Linked DNA regions of Mus musculus: region 1 is linked to region 2. A link is a loop called in an ENCODE intact Hi-C map of the cell type or tissue named here. Cell type or tissue: heart. All regions are shown on one strand. Each heading gives the region's core, and the rest is flanking DNA. Links, peaks and the distances in the headings are about the cores only.

Region 1 (10,743 bases), core at 3,673-8,672, 94 kb after region 2:
AGCTGGTTTCATTCATGCATCATTTTTATGATTTAATATTCCATTGTGAACACTTCACCTTCATTCCCTGTTCACTTGACAGACTTTATAGGCCCTTTCCTTGTTGTCTGCTTGCTGTGCTGGGCTGTGGGGCTTTCTGTTCATCAGATCTGTATGACCTGCCTCTCTAAAAACTGCTGCACTTTGACCCTTCTGGCTCAGTGAAGCAGTGCCTTACAAGAGTCGGTCTCTTGTGACCCTAGAGCAGTGGTTCTCAACCTCTGGGTTGCACCCCTTTTGGGGGTCAAATGACTCTTTCATAGGGATTGTCTAAGACTATCGGAAAATACATATTTACATTATGATTCATAACAGTAGCAAAGTTACAGTTATGAAGTAGTAATTTTAAACTGGGGGGTTGCCACAACCTGAGGAACTGTATTAAAGTGTTGCACATTGGGAAGGCTGAGAACCACTGTCCTAAAGCCTTGTCCCTTAGAAGACTAGTTAGAGATAGAGACCACCTGCGGTGACTGCGGCCCCTAGAGCTCTAGCATGTCCTCCAGCAGGAAGAAGCGTCACACACAGTGGAGGTTGCTGAGTCTTTGCGCCCAGGTTCCTTTCCCTGCTTCTACACAGTCACTGTCCTGCGCTACGCCTTCATTGTCATGCATCCTGTACTGAGCTTCTTCAAAAGTTCCAGTCTCCAGCTTCCTGCCCTGCTTAATTTCCTGCCCCGACTTCTCTCAGTGATGGACAGTACCTGGAAGTGTAAGATGAAACAACCCCCTCCCGCCCCCCATCCTAGGTTGCTTTTTTGGTCATGGTGTTTATCACAGCAATAGAAAGGTAACTAAGATACACGTGATAGGAATTATTTTTGCATTCAGGTACACATGCAAAAAGGACAAGGTTTTGCACCAACATTTACTAGTGACATGTGTTGTACATTAAATATACATGGGTATTTTTAACTTGCTTTCAGTGTTCTGTTGGTGAGTTAATCTCATCTCTGTCCACCACGGTTAGCGCCTGCTCTGTCTGGCTTGGTTGGTACCTCGTCTGTGTTTACACTCACAGGCCCTGCTTCCTTTGTACTCAGTCCTCAGGTGGTAGCGAGCATCTAGGAGAGAGAGCTTGGAGCCTTCTGCGCGCTGGCTACGGGTCTTATCACATTCAGCATCTTGGTCATGCATGTCCTGGAGGTGTGGCTCAGCACACAGGAGGCCGCAGCTCTGATGCCCAGCCCTGCTAAGACTTTTTAGCTGCCTGTGTAGTGTCACAGACTTTGCTGAGTCTCTTTCCTTATGTGCTTACACAAGAGGTTTTGTGTCTCTGTGGCAGGACGTGGCGTTATGTCACGTGTCCTTGCTTTCACAAAGTATCCCTAGGGTGCTGTATAACTGTAGAGTCTTAAAAGATATATAATTTATTCAATAATTTCAAGAGCATATTTATGTACTTTTTTGGGGGAGTGGGTCAGAGAGCCTGCACACATACCTCTGCAGCGCGCCCCCAGCTATGAGTATTCTTCCAGAAAGGTTTCCTTATCTGAGGTAAGTATGCGTGCCACTTGCCAGGCCTTTTCAGTGGCTCCACTGAAGTCTGTTTTTCTTCTTTAGCAATGCTAGACCAAATAAATGCAATTTTAATAAGATAAAAACGAGGCTCCTTTAAGTCTGAGCTTGAACTTTGTTGGAACATTTTCTACTCAATAAACACAAGTGGTTTGCCTATGAAGAATTAATGAGTTTCCTGTTCTGCTGGGAGGGAAAGGCCTGAAATCTTTGATAATGCTGCAGAGACTTTTATGAAAATGACATGCAAATAGTGCCCTGCAGGCCAAGCTGCCTACTGTTTTGAATATAAATATATTGGGAATAGAAGAAGCCTGTGAGTATTAGAGGCAAGAGAGATTGGCAGTTGTGACAGGTGCTCTCTGTGGGTCACTTTCTGTATACAAAGTGCTACCACTGTGGCTGTCTTGGCCACGGTGTGTACTTGACTTCTGTTTGGATGCCAGGCTTCACCCAGGTAAACCCTCTCCGCCACACATCCACAACTGTACCCTGTAAAAATTCTCATTTCCTCTCCCAGGCCGAGGAACTTAAGGACCAGAGAGTTGACTCGTTTTGAGTTTTACCAACCAGTAAGTGTTGGCCCTGGAATTGGAACCTGGACCCTTTGACTCTTCATCTTGAGAACACTGCACCAGGGTCAGGCACCCCTGAGATTTGGAGAAAGGCTACTCTAGGTTGTGTATGATCTGAGTAACTATATACCTGTTCTCTCCCTTGACAAACAGCACATTTCTGATTCTCCTGGGTTCTGTAAAATGCAGGTAATGCACAGGGCTGTGGGGGCTTGGTTCTTGCCTCAGGATGTTCTGGAAGTCACTGGAAGGACTGGAAGGTTAGGGCTGAAGTAAGGCTCTTCACTTTTTTGTCTTACTGTGGTCAGTGACTGCTACAGGAGGTTAGTTATGATGGGTCAGTTGAGATGGGTACTCACGGGCACTTCTTGGGACTAATACTCAAAGAGTATTGCCTGGGGTACAAGAGAGAAAATCCAGCCAGTCAGGTGGAAGCTCTAGTCAGGGTTCAGCAAGCATGTTAGTTCTTCTATTTTATATCCTGTGTAACTGCACCCATCCCTCATGCCCCATATAACTGCACCCACCCACTTCAAATCTATGTAGCTGTGCTTACCCACGTAAAGTGTGAGCCTTCCTCCATTGCTCTTCACCTTTTCACTGAGGCAAGGTGTGTCAGTCAACCAGAACTGTTTGGTGTGGTGCCATTGGTCCTGCTAACCAAGCTGTCCCAGGCTTCCTCTGTCTCCCCCTCCCTGGGTTGGAATTACAGATGAACTACCATGCTCACTTATACATCTGGGGTTACATGTGAGTCCTGGGGTTTCAGATTCCTGTCCTCTTAACTACTGAACATCTCCCAGGCCCCATCTGTCTAGAATTTTCTGCCTGCCTCTCTTTTCTTAGGTTCAGGTATACCTCTTTTCCAAGGGAAAACCAGCACTGGGTTTAATGTGAGTGCGTGCTGTGTTCCCATAGGAATGACCACAGGGCATTCTAACACTAGGCTACTGTTCTCTTTGATAGGCACACTATTCTGATGGCTGTACAGGAAAGGGTAACACGCCCACAGTTCTAGATGTGGACATCTTTTGGTGGGACTGCTATTTGCTGGCCATACAGCACAAATGACACAGAAGGAATTCTCACTTTGCAAATCAGTAAGCAGGTGAATCCTTGTTAGCAGATGGACACAGGATATGAGTAGTTTACAAAAGAAGAGGTACCAGTGGAAAAAATATCTCAGGCACAGAGCCAGCGTGGAGATTGCTTCTGTCCAGTTAGTGGGGTCTGGCCATCGGCCAGCTCTTGTTGCGGGAGAGGGAGCTACTTGACTGTCCTTTGGCAGCATGGCCAAATCTCCTTAAGTGTGTGCCTTATGCCCAGGGCATTCCCATTGCAGGACTTTGTCCTTAGGAGGTTATCAAGTGCTGTGTAGCCATTTCTCTCCAGAGGTGTTATTGCTATCCTTGTAACCACAAACACTTTTAAATCAGTTCTGTGTTTCACAGTCAACCTTGGGTAAACTCATTATGTTGTAGCCATATGGCAGCACAGTGTGAAATTAGAAGTGATGCTGTCCAGGGAGGTGGCACGGGCCAGAGATGAGGGAACCAGAGCTCATTCTATTCCTGTGGGGTTTACAACGTTTAATGTTGAAATAATTAAGATTTACAAGGAGTTGCAGGCAAGTCCGAGCACTCTCCGCCTCAGAGTGGCCTTTTACATTTACATATGCTACTTGTAGGCTCCTCACACATCAGGTAACACAACTGAAGGTAAACAAATGACTTAAGTAAACTGAAGAAGAAGGAAGTAATAATTTGGGGAAATACTTCACATCACAGAGTCAGCAAGGTAGAACTTAATTTTAAAAAAGATTTATTTTTATTATTAAAAGTATTTTATTTATGTATTTGCTTGTGTGTGTGTATATATGTGCCGCAGCATGTAGGTAGAGGTCAGCGGTCAGCTTGTAGGAGTTGTTTTCTCCTTTCACTATATGGGTCCTGGGGATTGAACAAACTTAGTTTGTCAGGGTTAGGGGCAAACAGTTTTATCCACTGAGTTGCTGTAGTGATCCTAACTTTTCTTTCTTTTTTTTACTTTTAATTATGTTTATATGTGTGGTGGTGGAGGGATGTGCATGTATGAATGCAGGTGCCCATGGAAGCCAGAAGAGGGATTTGAAGATGGAGTTATAGGTAGCCTTAAGATGCTTGATGTGGGTGCTTGGAATTGAACTTGTGTCCTCTGCAAGAACTGTATGTTCCCCCTCTCTCTCTGTCCATCTCTCCATTCCCAGGATTTAAAGAAAACTTCCTTCTAAGCTTTTCCTTGCTGTGGATGGGAATCAACACTGGACAATGTGGGGAGGGAGGGAGAGGGAGAGGGAGGGAGGGGGAGCAGCTAGCTCTAAATGGGAAGTCTTTATCAGACCCCTTCCTTCAAGGCTTAGGGAATCTGTGCAGAGAGATTCCCAGAGCCAGAGGTGATGGATGACCCCAAGGAAACCCAGCAGGATGAGCCACACATTAGTTCACAGGGGCTGACAGCAGGCACAAGACCTGTACACGTTCAAACCAGATCAGATTCCAGCACTGAGAAGGGGACGTGGACACACAAAGTCCCACCCTTCTTCAAGAGACTATTTGAAAGGGACAATCTGTTTTCTCCAGTGGAGTCTGACTGGGTTTATCAACCACACTGCAGAGTACCTGGCCCACACAAAGTGTATTCTGGGTTGGTTTGTGCACTTTTTGTTTTTTATCTTTCTGTTTTGTCTTGATCTTTCTTTCTTTCTTTCTTTCTTTCTTTCTTTCTTTCTTTCTTTCTTTCTTTCTTTCTTTCTTTCTTTCTTTCCTTCCTTCCTTCCTTCCTTCCTTCCTTCCTTCCTTCCTTCCTTCTTTCTTCTTGCGAGGGAGGTGGGGAGGATCTGAGAGGATCTGGGGAGAGGGATCTATTAAAATAAAAACATCTTTTAACTCACTTAAAAATACTACACATATTTGTGTGTGTGTGCGCGCATATGCACATGTCACCCACAGCACTTGGATGGAGATCAGGAAACAACTTTGAGAATCAGTTTTCTCCTTTCCCCATTAGATGATTGAACCCAGGGATTGGACTCAGGTTGTCAGGCTTGGCAACTAGCGCCTTTTACCAGCTGAGCCCTCCATGGTCCCAGGACTTCATAAAAAAAAAAAAAAGCCTGCATGTGCTTACCTACATTGCTCTTTATGTCTCTCTGCACGCTTCTCCCTTCATCAGGGTCTTGTGTCGGAACCCCAGAGTGGGATGTCAGTTAGGGTGTCTGACGCCAGTGGCTCTGATGAGTAGGGATTCCTTTGTCTCTTGTGCCTGGAAGGGAAAGGAGGTGATCTGCCTGGACCCCAGCTCAAGGAAGCCATCACAGGGCCACTCTATCTCCTGCTGTACCAGCCTTCAGAGGTGGCTTCATTCTTGAGACTTCTCATGCCGAGGTGACAGATATCCTGGCCTCACCTCAAAGGGACATGCCTGACTCAGAGGAGCTGAGGTTCAAGGGTACTGGCTGAGCCTGTCTGGTTTTGGTGGGAGAGTCGCACCCTCATATGTTTTTAAATTGATTACATCTTTACAAAATTCTTTATGTTTGGATAACCAGAGGCGCATCTGGTGGATATTCCCAGTGAGGTTACCTTGTGAGGTTGTGTCGTGCTTGTGAAACACATTTGTGAGCAGTGGCTCAGGAACCCGGTGTTCCCAGTGGTCTGAGGACTCCTGGGGCTCCCTGATGGTCCAGAGCATCGTGGGGTGTGTGGGCCTGTGGGCGCCGTAGCCCCGGTGGCTGACATGCAGCTGCTGATGGGTGTGGCTCTTCCTGGCGTGGGGCTGAGGAGCTGGCAGTTTTCTTGATTCACCATTGGGCTTTCAGCAGAGCTAAAAAACCCGAAAAACCAAAAAACCAAAAACCCTAACGTTTTGTTTCCTGTTCTCCTAGCATCCAGCATGTGTATGGAGCCCAGCACCCACCGTTTGATCCGCTGTTACATGGCACGTAAGTGGCAGTTGGTGACCTGCTTCTGCCAGCTCATTGGAGGTTCAGAGGGAGGGGAAATGTTCTCTCAGTCAGCAGATGGCCTAGCCACTTGCTTTGTGAGACACTACTGTCCGAGAGTAGTTCCCCCTGTAGCTGGGCAGTGGGATGTGGGGCTGCAGAGAGCTGGCACTCCTGGCTTGAGGGCAGCGTGGCTCCAGACTGTCCTTACACCGCACCTGAACCCTTCCTCGGTCCTGCACTCTCTCTGTCCTGGTGGTGGCTCTTCTGAGTATTGGGCCTAGCCCAGTGCTGGTGTGGCCCTGCAGGGCTGCACCTGTCTGTCATATTTCTAGACTTCTACTGGGGCCTATGCCATGTGTTGTTGTCAAGCTTGGAGGGACGTCCTTTGAACTATTCTGTCTCCGAGTGTGTATGCCAAGGCCCCGTTTTCTGCAAGGTCCTCTTGCTCTGTACCCGTCCGCTGCTGCTTTAGGAGCTTGGCTGAGATGGAGGGAGCGTGAGAATGTACTTTCTAGCCTTGGCACCATTGCTGTGTAGTTCTGTGCTGCTTGGTGGCTCTTGTCTGGAACGCCTCCCTCCCTATCACGTAGCCTGTGCAGTGCCAAGTCCTATTTTGATGCCCACACTTTGTGCTTTTCTTGGCACCCTCATCTAGATGAAGTACCTTCTCCCTTGGGATTCTTTTTTTGGCTGAGTGTGCACAGTAAAGACACCTTTGCTTTGTAGCTTGCTCAAGTCCACGCCCAAGGTGCCCACCACTCCGGTGAAGGCCAAGCGGGTCAGCACCTTCCAGGAGTTTGAGAGCAACACCAGTGATGCTTGGGATGCCGGTGAAGACGATGATGAGCTCCTGGCCATGGCGACAGAGAGCCTGAACTCTGAGGTGGTCATGGAGACAGCACATCGTGTCCTGCGCAATCACAGCCAGAGGCAGAGCCAGCCTTCACAGAAGACGACAGAACCAGAGCCAGAGCCTCAGCCCATAGCAGAGCCTCCTGTACCTCCCAGTGGTGACCTTCGCCTGGTGAAGTCTGTCAGTGAGAGCCACACTCCTTGTCCTTCAGGTAGGGATGAAGGGACAATAGAGCCAAGGAAGGATTGGATTGGAATAAAGAGGGCTGTGTGCCTGTTTGCACCAGGACTCTGGGCCTTGAGAGCCTGTACGGCCATCTTTCATGCGGATGTGGCCCTCCCAGGCCCGTGGGCTCCAGATGGTCTTTTCTTTATTTGGGGACCAGGCTTGTGGCTGGTGTGGGGGCCCAAGAAGAGGGCCACTGGGGAGCACAGGCGATGGGAGATCCTAGGCTTCTTCAGAAAGGAGCCAGGAGTGCCCACGCATGCCTCCCCTGGGTAAGGGTGCTCTCATTTACAGATGAAAAACAGATCCATAGTAGTCTAAGGCCACCCTGCTAGATTCAGAAAGGGGCTTTTACATAGCCTCATTTTCAGAACCGCCTTCTGAGAGTTGATGGGCTAAAGCCTTACCATGTCTTCAGGTGAGAAGCTGGTTTTATTTGATTTGTAGCAAATTTGGAAGTCCGAGTTTACAGGGGAAGGTGGCTTTCTCTGAATCTGATGGGGGATTGCTCCCTTCTACCTCCTGTCTGCTTAGTCTAGGCAGGCTGCCCTCTAGTGGCGGCATCCAAGGATTGACAGGAACCTTGGATTCTGCCCACCCCTGTGCTCATGCAGTGGTGGACACAACTTCTCACGTGCCCACAGCTGGCTGGACCGAGGGCATTGCTATTGCTGGTGTTGGCCCTCAGCACACCATATGGAGGAGCTGAGAGTGGTGGATCACAGGATATCTGACTTGGAGGTCCAGATCAGAAACAGACTCATCTCCAGGAGATGATGGAGCTTGGTGGTGTCACACTGTGGCAGCCTCTCCAGTACAAGTAAACACTTCTCAGGACGTCTTGTTCCTGGGGAAGGGGCTTTGAGCTCTTTGCTGTGTCCTGCAAACCTTGGGCTGAGCGTCCTGTATTTGTTATCTGGGAGAGATTTTTTTTTCTTGAGCATTTAATAATAATAGCATGTTGTTGCTCATTGTATGGCTAATACCACAGCCAGCCCCTTGGATGGTAAATTCTTCAAACTCCTCAGGCTTCTAGGAGGGAGTTGTGTTGTTCTTCCTTTACAAATGTAGTACCAAGAAGACCCCTAGCTGCTCAGGAGAGGTGGCTTGGGGTGGGGCTGGGGTTGTCTGTGGCTCTAGAGTTCCTCCTGTTAGTGCGGGCTCCTGCAGAGACCAGGAGTTCTCATCCAGAGATCTTGCTCTCATGTTGGATAGTGTGTGTCACTGAGCATGGTGTGTGCTCAGATTTCTGCAGTGCCCTGACAGAGACTGAATATTGCCACACCCTCATCAGTCAGGCCAGGGAGTCCTGCACCGTAGTTAGTGAGACCTCTACCAGGATTAGTTAGATTGGCTCTGGGAGCTGCAGGAGTGTGTCTATCCAGGGCTTAGCCCCTGTTGCCATAGAGTGCTACCCTCTGATCATAACAGCTCACCTCTTCACCAGAACGGCTGCGACTGCTTGCAAGAGACCCTCAAGATGGGACCTGCTGGCTGTGAATGTTTCCTCATAGTAGGAAGAAATGTGAGGGACACTGGATCCTTACCTCAGATTCTCATCACTCCCTCCTGTGCCTCCCAGATAGCTGTGTGCGACTCTGTCCTAGTCAGTGTTCTGTTGCTGTGAAGAGACGCCAGTGACCACAGCAATGCGTATAAGAGAAAGCATTTAGCTGAGGCTTGCTTATATTTAGAGGTCTAATCCATCACGGCCATGGTGGGAAGCACAGTGGCCTGCAGACAGGTGGGGTGCTGGGGAAGTAGCTGAGAAGTCTTTTTTTTTTTTTTTTTTTTTCCCCGAGACAGGGTTTCTCTGTGTAGCCCTGGCTGTCCTGGAGCTCACTTTGTAGACCAGGCTGGCCTCGAGCTCAGAAATCCTCCTGCCTCTGTCTCCAGAGTGCTGGGATTAAAGGCGTGCGCCACCACGCCTGGCCCCTAGCTGAGAATTCTATATCCAGATCCGTAGGCAACAGGGAGAGAGAGACACACACAGACCTGCCTTGAGCATTTGAAACCCCAAAGCCCATCCCCAGTGACACACTTCCTCCACGGCCACACCTACTCCAGCGAGGCCACACCTCCTAATCCCTGTCAAGTAGCTCTACCCCATAATGACCAATCATTCAAATATCTGAGCTGTAGGACCATTCCTATTGTAGCCATCTCAGCCCTGGATGCTAGAATGTAGACATAATGGAGGATCTCTGGCGCTTGCTGGCTAGTCAGTCAAGCTAACTCAGTGAGCTTCATGCCCAGTGAAAGAACCTGCCTCCAAAAATAGAGTCGAGAGGGACTGAGGAAGACACCTGCTGTTGAACTTGATTGCACATGCAGATGTACATATGTGCATCACACACACATGCATAGATTCCCCACGGTGTTCTGCTCCTGAGCTCCAGGGCTGATGTGTGGGAGGGTGTATTTTGGGTGCTTGTCTATAGGGCCTAAGGCAGACACCAGCATGTTGAATTTGGATCTTTCCTGAAGCTCCCTCTTGACTGCAAACTGGTCTGTGCCTTCTGAGAGTTGAGGCTGCTGGGTAGAGTCAGGGACCACAGAGCCTTATGCCCTTGGTTCCTGTGGCTCTTTGTTGGGTGACCTGGCTCCTCTCTGGGCTGTTCCTAGCCAGATCCCAGAATGGATTGTGCCATCTCCCCTCCCTCCTCAGGACTCCTTGAACCTGCAGGGTTTGGGGGGGGGGGGGGCAGCTAAGGAAACCCCGAGAGAGGGGCTCCTGACTTGTCCATGAAGGCTCCTTGCCTGCCTGGCTTTCTTTGTCCCTGTGTGCTAGGACTTGGGATGGGTGGATGGGTGGGTGGGTGAGTGGTGGTGGGGCACTGAATGAGATGTGCTCTGGTCCTTCTGAGCCTCCTGGTCACTTACCTGCTGTCCTCAGTGCCTTTGTGGCATCATCCTTTCCTTTTCTGATGGACAGTGGCTTGCCTGCCGAGTACACCTGGGTGGCCCATTAAGCCTACTGTCCAGGCCTGTGGATATCTGAAGGCTGCAGAGGAGTGCTTTGGATTTTGTTGGCTATCAGGATGTATCTGTTTGTCTGGTGAACAGTACTTCATTAGTGAGCTAGTGTTTGGTGCTGGGTGATGGGAGGGAGGGAGAGCTGACCAGATGATGGTCACAAAGGCCCATGGTAACATGGTGAGCACCTGGGCACATGGGTAAAAGAGAAGATGTGCTCAGGGGGCCAAGGGCTTCTGCTAACCTTGCCCTTTGCTCTTCTGCCCTTTCTAGAGAGCACCGGTGATACAGTCCCTCTGCAACGGTCCCAGTCTCTTCCCCACTCGGCCACAGTGACACTGAGTGGGACATCTGACCCACATGCCCTTGCTGACTCAGCCCTGAGTAAGAGAGAGACCTCTCGGCTGGACAAGTTCAAACAGCTGCTTGCTGGCCCCAACACAGACCTTGGTGAGTCCCTGAGAGTGGGTTGTGGTTTCTTACAAGACCAAAGGTGTCATAACTGGTTACACACCTGCTGTGTTGCGTTTTCATGACATCGAGTCCCTAAAATGCTGGTAGTTGGACTGCTTAATT
Region 2 (10,743 bases), core at 3,527-8,526:
ACCTGACCTGTAGGAGTGTATCCTGTAGGAGGAGAGCGTCCTGGACGAGTGGGGACTAGCATCACCCCTGTCCTTAGGAGAAGCTGGTGGCCCGGTGGCAATGGTTGTACTCTTTCATTTCAGTATAAAGTCTTGTCTGTCCTCCCTGGCTCAGGCATGGGAATTGCTGTTTCTACACCATCAACCCAGAAAGTAAGTACCCAGCAGGTGACAGCCCCCACCCCCACCCCTATCCCTGCCCCTGGCCAGGGGACCGGAGTGAGCCTCCCTGGGATGTGGTTTCAGCTTGAGGGGAAGCTCTCTTCCCCCTCAACACAGGACCCTACTCCATGGACACAAGGTCCAGAAAGCTTAGCTTGGGTGGGCGCCATACAGTTACAGGAGGCCCAGAGGGAACGGATCCTGCAGCCATTCAAGAAGAAAAGGCTGGGTCCTCGGGCTAGAGTCCTCTGGGTGAAAAGAGTATCTGGCCATCTGCCAGGCTGTCTACACCCTGCCAAGCTGCTGCCCTTGTCTGATAGGGGCCATAGTAGCCCCCCCAGCCTGGCTATGAAGCGCACATCCCCCCCACAATCCATTTCTTCTCCACCAGCCCCTGGTGTTCGGTGCCATGGTGCACAGAGATGAAGCCTTTGAGACCATTTTCAGCCAGTATGTGAAAATCACGTCTGCAGCGGCCTCTGGCGGTGACAGCTAGTATTGACTCTGGGGTGTTGCTGGAATCCTTTCCAACCGCTGGCTGGAGGAGCGGACATCCTCGCAGTCTTCGGCAATAATTCTCCTGGACTGTGGCTGGTTATATTGGCCTAGGCTCTGCAGACCAGAAGGGCTGGAACTCACATGGAACGGTGCCGGGCTGGCCCGTGCCAAGCGCATGAAGCACCTTCATGACCACCTGTGGACACAGGTGGGCAGAGGATCCTCTTAACCAGTCTGAAGGATGGCACACAAGACACTGGTCCTCAGGCCCTGCTAAGCACAGCCCCTCACTCTCCTTCCCGGCCTGGGTGCAGACCCAGCCCCTGCCATCCTGAGAGGCTCCTTGGTCTTATGACCCCTGTTCTTCAGAGGCTTTTTCCACCAAAGCCATAGCTGGGAATGGTTGTGGCCCCTTCCTGCAGGGGTGGTAAGATGGAGAGAATGGTGGGGAGGCCCCTCTCCAGTGAAGAAATGGCCAGTCATCTCACCCAGCCCTCAGACCCTCCTTCCACGTTGGACCTGCTGTGGGCACTCCGAGGCTGTGGGTAGGGCCTCTTAGGGCTTGGTGTTTTGGGGGTACCTGCCCCTCCATCAGTGTCTGGGCATGAGTTATCACTCATCTGGCTCGTCTTGGCCTGACACTCCAGCTAAGAGGTCAGGCCAGTGGTTGGTGTCCTGTGAGGGCCCAGACTGGCGTAGTGTCGGCAAAAGCACACCTTTTTAACACTTGGCTCTTTGGAAGGTTTCGGGGCGAGCATTCTCCACCCTGCTGTTAAGTGAGAGACTCCATGGTCATCTGGCTGGCGTTTGGCCTCCAGGCTGCAGTCACTCTGGAGTTATGGGAGGACCCTGTGCCACAGCAGACAGCTGTGGGCAGAGCCTAGAGGTTAGGGGCCAGAGTTGCCTTGTCCTCTAACATCTAACAGTATTTATTGTCTCTTACTGCACGCTCTGCAGGGGTAAGGCACATCCCATCCCACCCATGCTCCCTGCCCCGACAAAGGTGGAGACTTCACAGGTGGGCGATCTTGCAGGCCTGGGCCTCTGGGGGGGGCAACCACGACGCCACCTGTGAATCTCCCAGGTGGACCACTCTTGTCTCCTTCAGCTTGTCCCGAGTCCTTCAGATGTCACTGAGATTGCTTTTTTGAAGAAACAGAAGATTATATTTTTTACAGAGAGCAAGCTGTCTTTCTTATTTTTGTACCATTTTTCAAATGTAATTTTTACCTTTGCTCCAACGCTCGTTTGCCGGCGTAGGTGTGAGGCCCGGTGGCTTGGGCTCATGACACCTCATTCCCAGGGGACTTCAGGCCACACACTGGGGGTGGGAAGGGCTTGCCAGGCAACCAGATCAAGCACACATACCACTCCAGATGCGTAGCAGAGGCCACACAGCTCCAGGTACATAGACGGAGGAGTCTGGATGGGGAGGCGGGACCCTCGACCCAGGGCCGTGGCTTGGGCCCCTGGAATATGCTTGTGCTATGAAGAGCACGGAATCAGAGAAGGAGCACCCCAACGTGCCAGAGGGAAGGCAACATGGCCTCTGACCTGTCCGTGAGGATGGCTTCATGGGTGATAGCCACACATGGTGGCTAACACTTCATGGACCCTGGCGGTGCCTGGGTTGTGAGTGTTGCCACCCCGGTGTGCTACAGAGAGGCCTTAAGCAGGGAAGGCTTTCAGGGTGGAATACGTGGTTTAGTTTGAGTCTCTTTCTTTGGGAAAGAGAGATGAAGACTGACCATGGGTCAGGGCAGTAGGTCAGGGAGGTGGCCCCAAGTTCTACCATTAGCCACCGGCAGATCTTTGAGTAGAGCTTAGGGGGTCAGGGCTGGGCCAGGGGCCTATGTAGCTTCTAGGCATCCTTACAGAGACACTGGGGTTTGTACTGGATTGTGTGATCTGGGCAGGTGTTTAATTGCTCACTAATCACTGACCTAGAATGTTCAATTTTGTATGTGTGAAGCTTGAGTCTGTTTTGGATCTGTACATAATTGTTGCTGGTGTAACTTTTGTTCTACAAAAGGATCATATTCTATAAAGAACTGATAGGAAAAAAAATCCTCTGTCACTTTTTTTTTTAAAAAAAGAAAACCTTGTTTAGATACAAAGTCTTGTATAAATTATAATTTTTATTTAATAAACCTAAAATGCTCTGTGCTGAGTCTGAGGAATCCTTTGTTCTTAGCTGAGTGTGTAGATGTTGGTTGGTAGATCAGCTGGGTAACTCTCAGGTCTATACCATACCAGAGTCTTCGTGGCCACTAGTGCCATTTGGGTCGAGCACAAAACTGTCTATGAGACTGAAGGCTTGGGTATGAAATGGGATGGGGAGTGGGTGCTGATTGCTCTACTGCGCCCCCTGGTGTGAGGGAAGCTAGGAGCAGGAGGTAGTCCTGGGGATCCCAGAAGACAGACCGGAAAAGTAGCTGGCCCTGGGTGTGTGAGGGGGAGTCTGGACCAGGCAGTGCCTTGGGGTTGCAGTGTTGGCCTTGGCTCCATTGAGCTGTGGTCTCTGCCACCCTGGGATTCTGAACAGAAGGGTCTCTGGCAAAGCTGTGACTTTATTGATTCAGATACTGACATTGGGCACAGGGGAGATACGAGAAAACCTGGGAGTCAAAACCCAGATGGGCACACGGTTGGTGCCTGGCCCCACCTCTGCCCCAAATGAGCGGCCAGTAAGCTGCCCAAACATCTTTGGAAAGGGGCTACAGGGCCATAGGACGGGCACTGCACGTTCTGTGCATTCACCCACACATCATCCCGCTACTGGCCCATCCTGACATCTATCCACACTTCATACACATGTACTTCATCCATCCATCTTCTCTCTATCCATAACATATACCATCCACCCATCCACCCATCCATCCATCCATCCATCCACCCACCCACCCACCCATCCACCCATCCATCCATCCACCCACCCATCCATCCATCCATCCATCCATCCATCCATCCATCCATCCATCCATCCACCTACCGTCCTATCCATCCAACCATCCATTCATAGCACACACTGGCTTTGGTGCTGTGCCATAGCATAGTCAGAGTTCCCTTGGAACTTGGCAAATAGAATACTCTCAGCTCTCCCGAGAGCTCATCCCACCATTTGATCCTAATCACTCCTCTTTCACCCTCTCTGTGCCTCTGCAGTTGTCCTTCCTGAGCCTGTGGCACGACCTCTCAGCTGTATAACGCCACCATGCCTAGTCCTGTTTGAGGTGCTCATCTGGTTCCCTTAGGCCAGGCAGAGTGTCTGAAGGCGCAGTGCATGCAGACCCCAATACATGCTGCTGTGGCTGGCTCTACAGAGACAGCATTCATGCTCTACTCAGCATAGCTGTACCATATGAGCACAGCTGTATCCGTGCGGTTCCTTCAGGCTAATGGCAGAGCCTACTAGCTAAATAACAATGCAATGGGAGACACACACCAGGTGACACAAGGAGGGTCTGCTCAAATGTTAAAATGTCAGCAGAGTGACCCAGGAGGGTGGGGGTGGGGTGGGGGGAGCAGATAAGTCAGGAAGAACACCATGAGTATTTAGGGTGGCATTCAGTTTCTTAGCAAAAATTCATTAAACTGTGTTTTCATTTCTCTTTTTTTAAAAAAAAATCTGCATTGAAAAGAACTTGTAAATGAGGATGAGGGGAGGCCATAGTCTGCCCAAAGTAACTTTATTATTATTTTTTTTGTCTTCTCAAATATACCAGATCAAATATGCCACTTTCTAATCTTGAAGCCAGCAAGACCAGGAGGCATAATTGGGCCATTCTTGTGTCAGTGCTCCCAGTCAGTGCTCCCAGCTCCAGGAGATTGCATTGGCTGAAGCATCCTCTGGGAAACCAGCCGCTCCCCGGTCCCCGTTCCCACTACTTAGTTTCCATAAACAAAAATAAGTTACAGCTTATGACTGTTGCCTAATTGGTATGCACCAGTGGGAGTTAAAACATGGGCCAGACCCTAACAGGATCCTAAGTTGCCACTGTCTAACCTTTACCCCTGTTTTTTCCTCCTAAAATACCTAAGACCCGGGAAGTTTGGGGTATTGCATCTAAAAAGCATCATGAAGACTGTCTACTGCTTGTGAATGTCAGCACGCCCCCCCCCCCAATCCTGCGCAGCCGTGTCAAGGGCCCTAAGTGTCTGACACTCATGATGCTCCATGACTGCGCCGGGGTTGGAGATTCCGAGCGTGGCTTGCACTGCTAAGCACCGGCAAAGCATCCTCTGACTGCATCTCTCCTCCAGCCCTGGCAGCGGCAGGGGTGGACCAGGGCGTGGGTATCATGTAGCAAGGTCAGTGAAGACCTGAGTCCTTGGAGGACAGTGCAATTCCTGAGATCCAGGGGCACCCACAGCTGCCTCGGGCCCTGAGCCCCCTCTGGAATGCCGGGGGCGAGGGGCCACATTGAGGTGGACAACTGAGCATCGGCCCTCACGCTGCTCCAGGGCTGCCTACCTACTCACAGAGCTGCTAGGCTGGCACCTTTGGGCTCTGCCCATCCAGGGACAGATCTGGATAGAAACTGCTAGTTCATTTACTCTTTCTAGCCAGCTTTCTACTCGACAATCATTAAATAGCACCGCCGCACAACTGCCTTTAAAGTGGTCCCTGAACATGGCCGCCTTTACAGCTGCTCTTTTGTCTGGATGGGACTGAATACTAAACAGAGGATTTTGTGTATGCCTCGAAACAGAAGTCAGTGCAAGAGGACCTGGAAAGCCGTGTGGCCTGCAGAATTCTGTAGCGAGTAACTGGACCAGCACGAGATGCACACTTCCCCCAGTGCAGAACCTAAAACCAGCTCTTGTAACAGTCAGTGCCCTTCCCCGTTTGCAAGTCAAGTTTAAGCTGTGTAGGCCTGAATTTCACATAAAACCCTTTTATACACATTTCAGATGCATCCATCTGGAGACACAGCACAGGCCATAGTATGTGGCCGAGAAGCCCCTGGGTTGGGAATGCCTTCAGAGGAAAACTGGTCATGCGCCCAGGGCTTCGGCCTGAGCAGCTTAGCGCCCCCTTGTGGAGACAGAGCAAATAGCCAAGACGTGATGGATAGGGAGAAAGCTATGAATAAGAACAGAATCCACAGTGCGGAAGAATGGATGTGGAACCAGGAGTAGACATAAGGCTTGCACCAGAGTACCTGGGGGTGACCCGAGATCACCCACCATTCGCTGGTGACAGTCAGGTTGAGGGTGGTATCGAACTCACCGAGTACCCTCTGTGTGTGTCAGTGACTCTCTGTCCCCGCCACCCCCTACCTCTTTCAAAACCCAGCTGTAGAAGTGCTTTGATTCCAAATGGAGCCTCCTCTTAGCCAGTGCTTCAGACTGCCTTGGCCAGGGTGTGCAGGCTACCAGGGCTGACAGAATGAAGCTTCCAAGTGGGCGCTTTGCTGAATTGTCTCACGGGATGCGGCTGTGATGGCAGCAGACGTGGGGGATCCTGAGGATGAGACGTCACCCTGGGTGTCTTCTCGCTGTGACATGGCCCTGCTCTGCAGGCATGGCTGTGCGGAGGACCTCGCTGAGTCAGTTGTGGTGTGCAGCAAGGGCCACATAGCGACGTCCTGATCGTAAATGAAGGTGTGTGTAAAGCGGAGGCCAAGACAGCTATTTACCTTCCCAAACCTGGCCACGGACAATTCCAGAGGAAGTCCCACCAAAGGGGTCAAGGTGACCGGGTTTTACCCATGTGACCAGATGGTGTAACCTGATTCCTGGGACGTAGTCATATTATAATGTCCCTAAAAATTATTGCAGTGTAGCCCACTAAGGGGCTGTCTTGAAATATGCACGGTCGGCATGGCTAAAATCTAGGAAGCCAATGCCCGGAACCAGCAAGTGCCATTTGCTGAGAAGAAGTGAAAAGCGACTCGGAAGCGGGGCCGAGGGTACCAGGTATGGATACAGAACTGTTGACAAAGCTGTCTTTTCTAAAAACCAAGATTTACCTATCAAAAATAAATTTCTAAATTCAAATGGATATATCAACATAACTGGTCTGTCGAATTTTTCTTAAGTAATTTCCACACTCCCCGAGCTCAAGGCCGACAGCTCCTGGGCTTTGGGGTTCTTGCTTATGACTCTTCCTCGATTCCCCGAGCAAAGAGGCGCACCAGCTGGCAGTGGACCCTGCGGGCACAAATAGCAGTGTTCAGATTCCACGTGTGTCTCATCACTCACAGCCGACCCCCCGAACCCCGCACCTCCCAGAATCTCCCAGTTCTCCTGAGGTCTCCGAATGTGCTCTACAACCGCACTGACAGTCTGTTCTCAAAAGACAGCATGCCTTATTCTTCTTGTGGGGAGAGACTTTTCCTTGGCCAGTTCTGTTGGTTTCTATCCCAGCACCACATGTTGGGGAACAAGTGCCCTCCACCAACGAGAAAGGCCATGAGAGCCTTCCTCCAGCATCTTGCTGCTTGGATGCTGGGCACTTGAGGCGTAGTTAGCAAGTTCCAGGGGCGGCTCCCGTTAAAGCTCAGTACCAACCCTGTTGGCTAAGAGTGACCCTGAGCTGCCTTTGCGTACCTCGGTGACTAAATGGGTGAAGTCACTCAGAGCCAGCCACCTGGCCCCAGGTTCTTGCTCATGTCCTTGTGGGCTACCAGAGGCTTCCAAGGCCCCTAAGGCTGTGTGGTGTGGCCTCTGTGGGCTCCTCTGAAGCTCATATGTGCTCGCTCTTTGCCTGACAGAATCAGCATGCCCGTCCTGATCCCTCTGACTCCTGCTTGGTGCTCCACGTCCCAACCTTGAGCACCTGTCACTGACCACAGGCACCTGGGGCACGGAGTGGGGAGTGAGGGTGGGAATTGGGGGGGGGTGGGGAGGGTGGGGAGTCCAGGACTTAGAAAGTACCTAGGAAGCCAGTCACTTTTGCTTATTTTAACTAGAGAGGGGGGACTATGACTGACAGACACCAAGGACAGAATGGCAAGGATGGCAAAGAAAGAGAATATAGATCAGAAGAGCCTCAAAACCCCTGTCGGCAACACATAGTGCCACAGAGTCAGCACCTGCCCCATGCAAAGGTCGGATCACACAGCTTCCACGCCTGGCATAAGGACACGGGGGAAGCAACGCCTGGTGCTTTCTGCCGCGATCCCCAGGGAGCTCCGGTGACATCTGTGAGGCACCCTTGGGCGGAGACAGCGTTTGTGGACAGCCGTCTGGGTGGGTGGCGGGGGTGCGGCCCACTCACCTGACCTCAATGGCCGGGCTGTGCATGACTTCGCCATCGCAGTTCCAGGAGCTTCTGGAGGCTGAGCAAGTGCAAGAGGGTCTGTCCTTGCAGATCTTCCCAAACTTCTGCTTCTCTTGTTCCTTCGAGTCATTGTCCTCGTCTTCCACGTGCTTCGACGTGAAGTGGAATTTCTTGACTCGATAAACTTCAACGAAAGTGAAGTCGAACTGTCAAGGCAAACATGGTGGGGCGGTGGTGAGTGGAGTGGGTGAGGCAAGCCTCTCACCTCGGCTGCTTCAGCCAGCCAGGACTCGTGGTCCTGTGAAGACGCAGACAACAGTGTCTCCAGGCCGCCGACCCTCCTCATCTAACAACTTAGAGACCGGATGTGCGCTGTCCTCCTGGGAGCTTCACACGACTGCCGATACCTTTGAAATCTCAGGTCTGAGGCTAGCGAGATGGTGCAGAGGTTGAGAGCTCAGACCACTTTTGCAAAGGACTCAAAGTTTGGGTCCCAGAACTCACATTAGGCAGCTCAACAACTACTTGTAACTTCAGTTCCAGGGGAATCCAACACGCCTGTTCTCTGAGCAATCGCACTAACATGTTGCGGGAAATATAAAAACGAACCCGCCAACTCTCCTCAGGGCTGAACTAAGGCTCTTGGACTCCTTCAGGCCCACCAACTCTCTAGCCATACCATGGGGCCACAGGGCTCCCGCTGGGCCATCTCTCCAGCGGTGGCCCCTCTTCTTCTTGCTACCACACAATGTCCCACAGACCCCATGGTCAGCCATCTCAACACCTAATTACCCAGTAGAATCAAAACTCTTAAAGCTTAATTAACCAATCAAATTTATATATCAATCATATCACAATTTACAAAATGCCAATACAATAATTTCAGAGCCAATTGATAATGATAAAAGCTTTATTCCAATATTTCTAACCTTGTGAAATCATCATAGCTACTTGTGGCTGGTAAACGCCATTCGGGTTCAAGTCCGCAGCCATCTTCCTTCCTCTCTCCCCTGAGATGTTCTCTGTCTCTGCAACTCTTAGCTCCGCCTTCCCTTTCCCTGTCCAATCACAGGCCTCCTCTGCACTAATGTAATTGGACAGGGAAAATTCTGGGACACTAACACACACACACACACACACACACACACACACACACACACACACACTTTTAAAAATCCTCCATAGATATAAATACTTTAAAGAGGGCTGGAGAGTTGGCTCAGCAGTTAAGAGCACTAATTGCTCTTCCAGAGGTCCTGAGTTCAATTCCCAGCAACCACAGGGTGGCTTACAACCACCTGTAAATCGGAATCGGATGCCCTCTTCTGGTGTGTCTGAAGACAGTGACAGTGTACTCATATACATAAAATAAATAAATAAATCTTTAAAATACATACATACATAAGAATCCTATACTTCATTAGGGGTAATTTTTAGAATTCTCTGTTTCTAAAAATTATTTTTAAGTGTGTGTATTGGGGGGTGGGGTTTGGCTGCATGTGTGTATCTGTACACCGTGTGTATGCCTGGTGCCCGTGGAGGCCAGAAAAAGGCACTGGGTCCCCTAGAACTGGAGTTATAGAGAGTTGAGAGCTGGGAAACTGAACATAGTTCCTCTACAAAGACAACCAATGCTCTTAACTGCTGAGCCGTCTCTCTGGGACCCAGATCCATATTTTTAAATGAAAATCCACATGCAGGAACTGCCAAGGACCTTAAGGAGTGTGAAATATGCATCCAAAAATGTCTGTTTTGGGAAGTTAACAACAGATCCTATGAACCAGTGTGTGGGGAATTGTCCAAATGTGAATGACCTCGGGGCAAGAGTGCGCCTCACCTGGTCCTCCTGGTTCGTGTGCCGGATGAGGAATCTCAGGAAGTTGAACCTGGAGCACTTCCGGATAAGGATGAGGTCAGAAGACCCATCTCCCAGATGGGCAAATGGGGACAGGCCCCCAGGGCTCCGAGGACAAGCACAGGACATGTTGGTGGCATTGATGGCCAGGAACTTCCCACATGTCACTTGCCACTCTTCCATTTCCTCTGCGGAGGACAGCAGGTGGGCGCTAAGATCAACGTGGCACAGAGGCAGCTGCACAGCATGCAAGGGGTGCCTGCCAGCTGCTCTCTCTCCTGCCGCATGCTTTCATTCTGGCCTGAGTATATACCATGGAACCACCCACTCACCTCGGGACCTCAGAAGGTCTTATAGGGAGCAGGTTATGTCTCTTTTGGAGAGGAGTTTAACAAGGGTGAGCAGCCCTATGCAGGGGTCAATCTGACCTACCATTTCTCTTTATATGGCTTATAGGCTAGGAGTGGTTGCCACAGATTTTGGGTAGGCTAAAAAAAATTTTTTTTAAAGAGCAATAGCTTGTAGAAGAATATGACACAAAATTCCAGTCTCAAGAGTCCATAGACAATGCTTTAGGCCCACGACACGCCCACTTATCCACACACTGTAGCTGTCATTCTTGCAGGGAAGGGGTGTAACGAAGACCTTGTGGTGAGTATAGTGGAAGGCACGCATTCAGCCAAGGCCAAGCAGGACATTTGCCAACCTATATTTCATAGCAGCTGGAATGGCAGCCGTGGCTCTGGCCTAGCCTTGTGACAGTGATGGAAGGCTTTCCTACAAATATCAAGGCTCTCCAGCATCTCCTGAGCTGAAATGACTCGATGCTGCCTGGGGCTACCCAGAAAAATTGACACAGTACAACCAGGAAGAGAGAGAGGTGGCGTGGACAGCCAGGAGTGGTCATGTGCCGTGGGGCACACACAAGAATACACTCCTAATGATTACCGGCGTTCTCCAG

What was found. Hi-C counts contacts between places; a loop is a spot of excess contacts. Peaks named below come from ENCODE experiments on the same cell type or tissue, not always from the same donor. Only the 100,000 strongest peaks of a DNase experiment are listed, where the experiment ranks them.
Region 1: a loop joins it to region 2, with 2.6 times the contacts of the local background. A loop is called at or near these places in 4 of 42 quality-filtered maps.

The regions. Positions count from the first base shown.
Region 1 is chr15:86,228,677-86,239,419 of GRCm38, forward strand. It overlaps Tbc1d22a (TBC1 domain family, member 22a), which reads left to right. Exons shown (of 13, transcript NM_145476.2): 2 at 6,054-6,110; 3 at 6,840-7,177; 4 at 10,441-10,617. Among named protein-coding and RNA genes, the nearest start is that of Tbc1d22a, 20 kb to the left of the region's middle. In heart, for the core only: a CTCF peak has its summit at 7,755 (motif pointing left); DNase peaks (open chromatin) are centred at 6,595 and 7,775.
Region 2 is chr15:86,134,758-86,145,500 of GRCm38, forward strand. Cerk (ceramide kinase) reads right to left here. Exons shown (of 13, transcript NM_145475.4): 10 at 10,731-10,743; 11 at 9,765-9,970; 12 at 7,925-8,133; 13 at 4,344-6,855. The coding sequence ends at 6,801. It overlaps Gramd4 (GRAM domain containing 4), which reads left to right. Exons shown (of 19, transcript NM_001379572.1): 18 at 124-192; 19 at 593-2,869. The coding sequence ends at 697. Among named protein-coding and RNA genes, the nearest start is that of Gm15569, 46 kb to the right of the region's middle. In heart, for the core only: a CTCF peak has its summit at 5,745 (motif pointing left); no DNase peak of the experiment used is centred there.